4 separate regions of the Homo sapiens genome follow, and regions 1, 2 and 3 are each linked to region 4. A link is a contact called in ENCODE Hi-C data. All regions are on one chromosome and are shown on one strand. Each heading gives the region's core, a stretch centred on a gene start or an enhancer-like site at or near the end of the contact. The rest is flanking DNA. Distances are from core to core; before and after follow the strand shown.

Region 1 (2,700 bases), core at 176-2,675, 5.4 Mb after region 4:
TTGCCTTGAGTAATCATCATCCGGATTGTATCCTGTAGAATAAAGTGAAATCTGGTTATAGTTTTACCTGGTTAAACAAGGTATAGCTATACCATTTTATCTGTTAAAATCAAGAACCAATACTACCTATTGGAACTGCTGCCTTTTAGAAAAGCTAAAAGAGTTCCACATACATACATATAAAATGTACAACATAAAAGTCAAGTGATGATGCTGAAGAGTGTAGATACTCTTTTATCTACATATTTTAAAATACTAAATTTTAAAATAATAATTTAAAATCGGTAACATTACAAGCAATGATCAAGATATACCAGCTCAGTGGCACTATATTCCAAGATGTCTGCTAAACTTAAAAAAAAAAATTCACTGATCAATAAAAAGGGTTAGGATCTGTCCTCACCATGATTTTGTTCTCACCTCTTCGGTGGCACTTTTGTTTCTTCTGAATTCTTCTCTTGCCCAATCTTTCAGGTATTTGCGATCAGAATCATTTGGAACTTGCCGAATTGTTTGCAAAATCCTTCTGTAGAGGAGAAGAACTTGTTGCCTTCTTACGAACTGTAAAAGGGAGGAGTAAATAGCAATTACTACTGCACAATCGCCAGCCTGGAAAGTTCTACTTCAGCAAACCAAGCTGTAACCAGAGTACTTCTCGTTGGTCAATTTTGAAAAAGGCAAAGAAAAACTTTTTTTTTTCTTTTTTTGGCCAGATGCAGTGGCTCAGGCCTGTAATCCCAGCACTTTGGGAGGCCAAGATGGGAGGATCACTTGAGCCCAGGAGGTCTAAGCTGAGGTAAGCCTTCATTGCGCTACTGCACTCAGCCTGGGCGAGAGTGAGGCCCTGTCTCAAAAAGATGTTTTAAAGAAAGCATCACGAGGTTCATCTGATCTTTTTGCTTACTGCTCTGTCAAACCTAAGAACCATTAAAAAATCAGGAGCTGCCTACCGGGCTGAAAAGGGCTGCCGGTCTCCTAGAAGTTGTTATTACAACGACAGCACTTTTTCTAAATTAACAGTTGTTCAAATCTTTGGTAATCTCATTTGCTGTTTGCCACAGCTCAGTGCAATAGACTTTTACCGTGGGCACTGGGCAGCTGAGGCACCGGGACTCAGGGAAATCAAGCGCCTGACGCTGTCTCACGCGATCGCACCAAACCAAGGAAGCAGCCAGTGCCTCCCGTCAGGCCCCGCGGAGCGAAGCACCGCCCCGCAGGCATCGGGCCAATCTCAGAGGGCGCGCACGCCGCATCAGGACCCCGGAACCCGCCCCGTTGGGGATAGGGACAGATGGAGAATCCAGCTCAGACCCAGGTAAGCTGCTTTGGAAGGCAGAGAACCGCCGGTACCTGCTTTAACGTTAGCGTCGCTGGGGGTAAGCGGGAAGCAGCCATGTCCACCAGAGGTCCGCCGGAGCCTCAGCGCGCAGGAGCGGAAGTGGGGTTCGACCAAGGGGTGTGGCGAGCCCGGTTTCCTAGGAGACGGCCCGCGGGTTGCTCTCGGACTGAGAGCGCGAGGCTTCGGGACTGAGCCCTAGCTGCTGCGCTGGCCGAAGTTTTCTCGTCGGTAAAATAGGATAACAGTGCACCATAGGGTCGTTTTGATAAAGAAGAAAGGTAGGGCACTTAACACAGTTCCTGGTAAAGAGAGTTCAAATGAAAGTGAAGGAGGCCGGGCGCGGTGGCTCTCACCTGCAGTCCCAAGCACTCTGGGAGGCCTGTAAGGTGCCTGTAATCCCAGCTCCTCGGGATGCTGAGGCAGGAGAATCGCTTGAACCCGAGAAGTGAAGGTTGCAGTGATCCGAGATCGCACCACTGCACTCCATCCTGGGCGACAGAGCGAGACCCTGTCTCGAAAAAAAAGTTAAGGTTTTTTTGGGGGAAAGAGGTGAAAACGTATTTAAATGTTCTTTCGAGCCTTTAAAAATGTGTATAGTTGAAAATACTAAAATTGAAAGTGTTAATTTCTTTTACAGTTTGTGTTGGTTTTTTCTCTTTCTCGTTTTTGTCCTGTTCTTTTGTAGCGCAAAGGTTTTCCGGGAGCGGTGGCCTTCATGATCATTTGAAACAAAGCTTTGAATGGCTCACCCACTTCAGTCTTAAGCACTTTTCATCACTAATAACGAGGAGCCTAACATCCCTAAGCCTCAGGCTTTTGCTTTTATTTCCTTATAGTTGTTTTATCTTTCCCACAATACACATGCCTTTGGGTTAAATCACTAGAAGTGGAGTTAGCGAATCTTTGCCATATTAATTTTCCAAGTGGTGTTGTATCGAATTAAAATAGAACGAAAAATGTTCAATTACTAGTTTACTGGGGACTTGCTTGCCTCGCCTGTTAGCATCCTGGGGCTCCCTATTCCTAGCTGTGTTCTGGCTATTTCCCCTCTCCTGGCCTATTACCTCCCCTGTAAAGTGAAATATAGCATCTACCTCAGTTGTGTATCTCTAATGTACTGAGAACAGGTCCTGGCACATGTAAGAACTCTAATCATTAGCTCTTTTGAACTTTACCAGGCATTGTATGAATGATGCTAACTGCATGATCATATTATCAATAATATATGCCAAATTTTGTCTAATACATTAGCTGTAATAGTTAATTGCTAACTTTTTAAAAGGAGTGAAGTTAAATACCCCTCGCCATTTTTAGTTATACTGTTTTTGTGAATTGTTCATGACTTGGGTCCGTTTATGATG
Region 2 (2,785 bases), core at 172-2,671, 5.4 Mb before region 4:
AATTTATTTTGGAGGCTATATTCTTCCGCATTTATCGTAAGGGAAAAAGAATTTTTCACCAAGTTTAAGAAACATTATTTTGGGTGTCTTAAATAATAAAAGACTATGACGGAAAGTTCTTAACGTTAGTTTTTAAATTAAAATTGTTTTCAGCTAACAATAAACAAGATGGATATACACAAAATTATGTTAATCTAGTGATGAGCCTAATTAAAGGAGGGGGGTACCATTGATTTAGTTGAATTATACTAATCGAAAAGAACAGAAAAAACGATGGTGAAGAAACTACAAGAGGACTGTCAGCTTTTCAGGGTCCTTTTAAAAGAACAGTTCTTGTCCTTCTAGAACTAGTTATTCAAAATTCTTTTTTCCCCCCTCGATTCTCTTGATAAAATTCAGATAGTAAAGACGTATAAGTCAGTGGGGCTATTTTTACAAAGATCATTGCTTAGTGCTAGGAAGAGAATCCAGAAGACGGGAAGTTGAGGGTTGTGTTCTAAAAGTTCTCTGAAGAAAAGGGTACAGAGAAGCTCCAAGTTGTGCAGGCCCAGCAAACTCCATGTTGGACGTGCTTTGCTACCACCTAAATCTCTTCTGTCGGAATTCAAGGCCCGAACCATTCCAGGGATTTTAGAAAAAAATGGGGAGACACAAAAATGATGCCAAAGCCATAGCTATCATTACAAACATCCATTATGTTCACTCTGCTTTCCATATGCAACGCACTCTACATACAATGGGCGCCTTATAAGCACATAGCAAATGTGAAAAATATTATCAACATTGCTTTGATAATATTAATATATTATATATATTAGAATATATTATATATTAGAATATATTATATATATTAGAATATATTATATATTACTAATATAAAAAATATTATCAACCCTGCTTTAGAGAAGATGATACTGAGATATGAAGAATCATAAACTGTCCAAGATCACAGGGGCAAAAAGTTCACCTCAACTGAAACCTCTCACGAACCACAAAAATGTGGCCGAGGGAGCCTCAAAAAGCAGTACCCCAAGCGGGGACGGTAAAGTCAGAAAAGACAAGGCTGGGGGTAATCACAGAGAAATCTAAAAACCCGCTCGGCCTCGCTACTCTTCTCCTTCCTCTGAGGTGCAGAGGCGCGGTGGGACGACAAGGAGTTGCGAGAAAGGGCAGAGCTCACTGAGGAGGCAACAGAGAAAGTCCGCTAACAATTTTTGAAGGCCGTAAGTTAAACATGTTAAAAACTGTAGCTACTCACTCAGCCGACATCTAGTAAAAAAGATGCGGCAAGATCAACAAGGCATATAGCTTGCGCCCGCCAGAAGTTCCGCGGCCTCCACACCCATCCCGGCATACTTTGCGCCGTGCACAGGCAAGCCCTGGTGCGCATTGGCCCCTTCGGCCGCCGTCGGCCGGTAGTTACTATGGAAACCCAGCTGCCATCGCTATGTCTCTGCAAAAGACCCCTCCGACCCGAGTGTTCGTGGAACTGGTTCCCTGGGCTGACCGGAGCCGGGAGAACAACCTGGCCTCAGGGAGAGAGACGCTACCGGGCTTACGCCACCCCCTCTCCTCAACACAAGCCCAAACTGCTACCCGCGAGGTGCAAGTAAGCGGCACCTCAGAAGTGTCTGCGGGCCCTGACCGGGCGCAGGTGGTGGTGCGAGTGAGCAGCACCAAGGAGGCGGCAGCCGAGGCCAAAAAGAGCGTTTGTCGCCGTCTAGATTACATCACGCAGAGCCTCCAGCAGCAGGGCGTGCAGGTGAGATCTCCGCGGGGGAGGAAATAAGAGCCGGAAGACACAAAAGGGTTGGCAGATGGTCGGGCCCCACAGGCCCCCCTAGCGGGAAGGGAGATGTGGAGGGTCTGGAGCGTTTAGGACGCGTTTGTTGCAAAGGTACTCCGGGACGCCAGGACCTGGCAGAGTGAATATTTGACCCATTCTTCTCCTAGACGAAGGTAATTATTGGCCTCAGGCAAATTAAAAATAAAAGAATGCAAATTGGGTAGGTTTTTATCTGGGGATATTTGCTTCAGTGATTTTGTTTTTAAATTTAAAGTGATGAAATGTTAAAACTTGAAATGTTAGTTGTAAATACTTGCCCACGTGGAGTGCTGGACACTAAATATTTTGTTTTGTTTTGTTTTTATTCCGCACCATGGAATTGGCAAGTGAAGAGCACGACCTGCTTCCTTCCGATCATGTAAAACTTTGCATGGAATGGTTCTTGAGTATGTTCCGCAAACAGTAACGTTGGGAAGTGGGGAAGAAGTTGCGTCCATTTTCATTTTATAATGATTTTCATTTTATAGTGATTCCCCCAAAATTTCTTCGGCCTTCTTAGGTTTAACTTAAAAGAAAAAATCAAGCCAGTATTGTGGATACCACATATACGAAATACTTCTACTTACTTAACGGAGATGTCCATGAGACAAATCACTAAACAAATCTTACCTTAAGCCTACTCCTAAGGCAAGAAAAAAAATGAAGCCATCATTTAATCCACACAATAGCACTGTTAGGCATGTTTTAATATCCCTGTTTTCCAAATTTAAAGAGGTTAAACAATGCTCTGAACTTTAGGTAGAGCAATATTTGAACTCATGTATTCCTGAAACCAGAATGTAAGTTGCTTCCAATTCTGCCGATAATTAGAATGAAAGAAAATTAGAAATCATAGGGATCAACGATTTCAGTTTTCTCATTTTATAGAGTAGGACCCCAAAGGCCAGAGATGTAACTTATCCAGGATGACATTGAGTTGGTAAAAGTGCAGGCATTGTT
Region 3 (2,783 bases), core at 95-2,594, 5.6 Mb after region 4:
ATTGGTTGATATGGCAGTTAAGACTAAATGGGGTCAGGTGCAGTGACTCACACCTGTAATCCCAGCACTTTGGGAGACTGAGGTGGGAGGATTGTTTGAGCCCAGAAGTTCGTGACCAGCCTGGGCAACATAGCAAGACCCCATCTCTACAAAAATTTTAAAAAATTAGCCAGGGGTGGCCGGGCGTGGGTGGCTCACGCCTTTAATCCCAGCACTTTGGGAGGCCAAGCTGGGCAGATCACCTGAGGACAGGAGTTCAAGACCAGCCTGGTCAACATGGCGAAACCCTGTCTCTACTAAAAATACAAAAATTAGGTTGGCGTGGTAACACATGCCTGCAATCCCAGCTACTCGGGAGACTGAGGCAGGAGAATCACTTGAACCCCGGAGGCGGAGGTTGTAGTGGGTCGAGATCGCGCCATTGCACTCCAGCCTGGGCAACAAGAGTGAAACTCCATCTCAGAAACAAAACGAAACAAAACAGCCAGGGGTGGTGGTCGCTCGCGTCTATGGTCCCAGCTACTCTGGAGGCAGAGGTGGGAGGATCTCTCGAGCCTTGGAGGTGGAGGTTGCAGGGAGCCGAAATCGCTCCACTGCGCTCCAGCCTGAGCGACAAAGCGATACCCTGTCTGAAAGCAAAAAGAAAAAAAAAAGCTAAGTGGACAAACGAGGAAATGGGTAGGGATGAATATAGGCAGACTATAAGTAGCCGAGGAAGGTGGCCTTATTTTCGCACCTATCAATGCTCAGGCTGAGCTCCTGAGGCTAGACCTACCGGCACCCCCCATTCCTACAGGTTCTATAAGGCAAGTCAGGTATTCCACCCTGTAAAAAGCTCTTCTCTCTCCTGCCCCGCTAGACTAGTATCCCCTCCTTAAGGCTCCCAACATCCGAAGCTAAGTTGTTTGTCTGCCTATCATCCAGGAACGCGTCTGAGGGCAGGGAACAAATTTATTCATCGTAATCGAGCCCAGCACTTTGTCTCGCACGCAGCTGACAGCAGAATTTTAAGATAAAGTATTAAATAAATGACAGACCTCTCAAGGCTTCCTGTCTTTCACTAAAAAGCTTCTCTCAGGCCACGCCCCTACCTCCACTCAGGTCAGCCCCTTCCTATTGAAGCCCCGCCCCATCGCCTTCCCCGCCACCTTACACCCCGCCCCTCTCTCTTAAAGCCCTAGGAAGATTACTGGAGTTTGGCGCCAACCGTGTTTTTTTTTTTCCCTTCCAAAGGCGGGAACTAGTTGTGGGCGCTGCGACGTGCTTTGCGTCTGATATGATTGGCCGTAGGCACTCAGTCCCGCCTCCATACCCTGATAGCGCTCTGGTATTGGTGGAGATGCCAGGGAGACCTCGGTGGGCAGAAAGGAACCGGGTTGTCTTGGGCCGGGCAGGGCGGGTAAGTTGTCGTAGGGGCCCGGTCCGTGAGGGACTGCTAAGGAAGAGGCTGCATGGCGCGGTAGTCCCCCGAGTGGAGGTCGGCTGCCCCTGGGAAACCAGAGAGTCGGAGGGAGTCCATCTGGAGCGGCCAAGTAGGTCGGGGAAGGGCCGCGCCTGACGTCTGGCCGCAGGTAGCCACGTTCCCTCCGCCCCCGGTGCAGCTTCAGGGCTTGCACCCTGCGTCCCTCTGTGGTCCTTCGAGAGGGTCTGGGCGGGGACTATGGGTGGGCGCGCCCAGGAATTGTCCCTTCGGCCTCTCGTCCTGCCCCTCCCCCCCACCATCCAGTCTCTCCTTGGAATATACTCTTAAAATCTTTCGGATGGAGTTCTTTGGAGAAATGGGTTTCCTGGAGTGTCAGGTGATCATTGATGTTGATTGTTTCTGAAATGTTTATTTAGGCATCAAACCAACATGCCTAAATAAGTTTTTCATTTCTACAGCGCCTAGATTCATTCCTAGCACATAGTAGGCCCTAACTCAGATGTGAATGTAGGATTCGTAGGAGCTGAGCATTTGTGCTTCAGGCATCAAGTTGTCTTTGACTCTTCGACTCTTCCTTGGTCTTTTTCCATTCTCCACACCTCCAGCAGCAAACCTTTCGCCTCTCCTCAAGGCCTTTCCCCCCCATCTCCCTCAGCGCCTCTTTGACTGGAGGGGGACAGAGGCTTTCATGGCAGGGATTCTCCCATCTCCCTTCCTATCCCCGCTATGCCCTCCAATTATCTTTTCCTGGCGTTCCGTTTTACAAGAGATGGCCTTCTTTCCAAAAACATTTATATTGTATTGAATATTCTTGATTTTGGCCATCTTGCTTTACAGACAGACCTGGGGTCTAATTTCAGCTCTGCCACTTACCAGGTGGTTGCCTTGTGCAAATTTCTTGATCGTCTGTGTTTTCCTCATCTGTAAAATGGGGAAAAGAATAATATGGACCTCATAGAACTCTGGGGAGGATTTAAACTAAGTGAATAATGTATTTAGATCATTTAGGTTAGTGCCTGGAACATAGTAAATGTGCCGTATATGATAGCTTTTGTTAGTATTTGCCCCTTACCTCTTCTTCTGGGGTCTTGCTGTATTAGCCTTTCCCATGAGTGTAAAAATACACTGTCTTCTCTGGCTTTTTCCTGTTTTTCTCTACAAATGCTTGTGTTTTTCTCTAAATTTTATTTTTTGTCTTTTAGCGTCTACATTAAGGACACATTCTCAGTTTCGTAATGATTTTTCTTTTTCTTTTTTCCTTTTTTTTTGAGACTATAGCCCAGGCTGGAGTGCAATGGCAAGATCTCGGCTTACTACAGGTTTGACCTCCTGTGCTCAAGCAATCCTCCCACCTCAGCCT
Region 4 (2,700 bases), core at 9-2,508:
GTTAGCCATAGTCAACAATTTTGACCTCCCAAAGTAAACATTCTAAAGTACCTCAAACATTGGAAACACTAAATGACAAGAGACATAAACATCTTTTGAGGAAATCCATCAGATCATGAACACGACCAGACTTAAACTTCGGACATTTGTTATGATTCAGTATATATGCACAATTTTTTTTAACCAGTAAGAGCTGGTCAAGAGATTCCTAATTCATTAAGCAAACTGATTTGGAAAAGCAGCTTTGACAGGATGTCTTGTACTCAACGTTCAGAATTATGTTTTCATCTGTTAACATCCAATTGTTAAAGAGTGGTCTCTACAATATTTCCCAAACCTATGTTTGTGTGCATGTGTTAATTAGTACCTCTCAAACACAAACCAGGTCCTCACAGGGAATCTTAAAAACTGTAAGTTAGCAAATCCAAAGGACTGTTTCTTTCTTGCAAAGCACACGACAGTTTGTGCTGCCTTATCACTCGGCTCGTTATTTTACCAATCCATAGTAATAGTTTCGTAAAGCAGACTGCATAGTTTCGTAAAGCAGACTGTATCCAGATACGGGGATGTTTCAAAATATACACAAATAGAATTTAGTAAGAATTAGTAATTTAGTCAAAATACTTAAAGAATACTTAAAGTTAATGGAGTACACAAATCAGTACTATGTTTCTTTTGAAGCGAGGGAAGACCGACAAAAATTATGTGCTGAACACAAGCAGAATCCAGTGATTTGCAACGGAAAGCGTTCCCCTAGACACCTAATGAACCCAACCTTGGGTCGACCCCCAGCTCCTGAACTCCCTAGAGCAGCTCAAATCCCAGCTTTCTTCTGTAGAGATGGGGGAGGGGAAGAGGGCTTGCAGACCCGGACAATACCCTCCCCATCGTGCAGAGTAACACCTCTTCCCCTCATTTGCACTTTCGATCAGTTCAGGGTAAGTGCGGTTAAGGTCTTGGCCTGAATAGCTTGGTCAGGGGTGAGCTCCACTAAAAGCTTCTCAAGCCTGGCTGCGACCCCGTCCCCAGAAGCGCGGGTTCGGGAATTGGAGGGAAGACAAAGACGCATTTGCCGTGGGCTCCGGGCGGAGAAGGGGAATGACCTGGAAAATTAAAGCCCTTCGCTCGAGTATGAAGCACGGCCTCGACCAGGGCGATTTGGGTGGGAAACCAGCGTTCACACCTTACCACCTACCTCTGCCTCTGAATTCCGCGCTTTCCCGGAAGGTCTGTGCGGGTCCACCAGTTGTCAGGGTAACAGACTTCAGCTGCCGGGTTCTGGAGTCACATGACCCGGGCTGGTCACGTGGGCCGTGGGTTTCCCAATGCCTTTACAAGCGAAGGTCGGAATAACCACGGCTGAGAAAGACACTCTAGTGGCTAAACCTTCGCTGCTGCAGTAAAATGCCTTTCCTTCCCTGGCTTTCTCTACGTTCCTTAGAAAAGGGGACAGCGGCAAACCGGTTACTGGAGAAGCGAGACGGAGGCTTCCAGCAGGCTTGGAGGGCGCGGTGGTTGTAGGCCAGCCCGTGGCTTTCTGGGAAATGTAGTTTAGCTCCCCTGGTCCTTGTGTTTCCGCACTCCGCATCGTCGCCTCCCGCCTTCCCCACACTTGTCATTCGAGCGCTCTGTTTTTCCAAGGGGCAATTTTGAAGAGATTGAATTTCTTGGATTTCTTTGGCCTGCAAAGACCTGTGTAGGCATTGTGAGAGAAACACAAACCTGTGAGGAAAAAAACTGTCGTTTAGATGGGGACTCTGTTCCACCACCTAGTGGGCAAGAAATCGAAAATACGCAAACAGCAAGATTCTTATTAAGTTATTGCTCCTCCCGCTACCCCTACTTTTCAAAACTGCATTCTTTACTGGCATTTCACAATTACTGACTTGGATTTTGTTTTCTATTTCTTTTCTTTTTTTCAAAGCATGCAACATTAGCTGGAGTTTCAGAGGACAACATTTAGCATAGTGTAAGTAAAATCTACAACAGCTGCAGGTTTTGCTGATGGTAGACTTAGTTCAGGACCTCATCTTTAGCTAGAACTGTTTATTCATCAAGTCTTTCTTGCAATACAAATATGTACAAACCAGGAGCTGTGGACTATGATGCAAATATGAATAATAAAAGAAATATCTTAAGCTACCATTTATTGAGAAGTTGACTTCCTGCCACCTTCTATCAAAGACTTACCTTCCCACATATGATCTAGAGCCTTTACCCATTCTTCTTCTCACTGATCTTGTTCCACTGGTCATTTCCCTTAATCCTGTATCTTCGACTTCTGGCTGGCTGTGGGATTTTTCCTAACAGCATTTGAACATGCCTTGAGATCCCCACCTAAAACATCACTTCTGACACATTCTCTTCATGCTATTATTTCCCAGTGGTTGAAATGATCTGTCTCCTCACCTTACTTGCCAATCTTTTCTGAGGAATTATTTCCACTTTACCTCCCTTTTGTCAGACCTTTTAATCCTGTCTCTGTGTGTGTAAGTGTACATATATGACAGCGCTTTATTTGATCTCCCAATACTATTTGATACACTTGTCTCCTCTCTTTCTTGGTTTTTCTTTCACATTTATAGCCTCCCCTCAAGGGTTTTCACTGTCTCTGTCTATCCTAGCTGACCTCTAAATGTTAGAATTTCTTTTCTTTTCTTCTTTTTCTTTTTTTCTTTTCTTTCTTTCTTTTTTTTTAAT

The links. Hi-C counts contacts between places; a loop is a spot of excess contacts on that map. Pooled maps may share reads with other maps.
Region 1: a map of CD8-positive, alpha-beta T cell shows a loop between it and region 4 (19-fold over the local background). The contact joins the promoter of LYRM2 here to the promoter of CEP162 in region 4. A Hi-C loop is called at or near these places in 2 of 168 maps with a recorded cell type or tissue (CD4-positive, alpha-beta T cell and CD8-positive, alpha-beta T cell) and 4 of 50 pooled maps.
Region 2: a map of CD8-positive, alpha-beta T cell shows a loop between it and region 4 (22-fold over the local background). The contact joins the promoter of IRAK1BP1 here to the promoter of CEP162 in region 4. A Hi-C loop is called at or near these places in 3 of 168 maps with a recorded cell type or tissue (CD8-positive, alpha-beta T cell and naive thymus-derived CD4-positive, alpha-beta T cell) and 6 of 50 pooled maps.
Region 3: a map of CD8-positive, alpha-beta T cell shows a loop between it and region 4 (24-fold over the local background). The contact joins the promoter of CASP8AP2 here to the promoter of CEP162 in region 4. A Hi-C loop is called at or near these places in 2 of 168 maps with a recorded cell type or tissue (both CD8-positive, alpha-beta T cell) and 1 of 50 pooled maps.

Annotation. Positions count from the first base shown.
Region 1 is chr6:89,637,322-89,640,021 of GRCh38, forward strand. It overlaps LYRM2 (LYR motif containing 2), which reads right to left and starts at 1,426. Exons shown (of 3, transcript NM_020466.5): 1 at 1,351-1,426; 2 at 421-561; 3 at 1-32. The coding sequence starts at 1,395. It overlaps MDN1-AS1 (MDN1 antisense RNA 1), which reads left to right and starts at 1,211. Exons shown (of 4, transcript NR_111915.1): 1 at 1,211-1,315. RefSeq lists enhancers at 174-1,373, 726-955, 1,176-1,225.
Region 2 is chr6:78,866,130-78,868,914 of GRCh38, forward strand. IRAK1BP1 (interleukin 1 receptor associated kinase 1 binding protein 1) reads left to right here and starts at 1,422. Exons shown (of 4, transcript NM_001010844.4): 1 at 1,422-1,762. The coding sequence starts at 1,448. LOC107986613 (a long non-coding RNA gene) reads right to left here and starts at 1,361. Exons shown (of 2, transcript XR_001744210.2): 1 at 1,259-1,361. RefSeq lists enhancers at 1,317-1,426, 1,457-1,776, 1,609-2,209.
Region 3 is chr6:89,828,536-89,831,318 of GRCh38, forward strand. CASP8AP2 (caspase 8 associated protein 2) reads left to right here and starts at 1,345. Exons shown (of 10, transcript NM_012115.4): 1 at 1,345-1,571. RefSeq lists a silencer at 695-744 and an enhancer at 845-1,034.
Region 4 is chr6:84,226,385-84,229,084 of GRCh38, forward strand. It overlaps CEP162 (centrosomal protein 162), which reads right to left and starts at 1,259. Exons shown (of 27, transcript NM_014895.4): 1 at 1,196-1,259; 2 at 1-68. The coding sequence starts at 9. RefSeq lists enhancers at 672-1,172, 1,173-1,673, 1,575-1,734.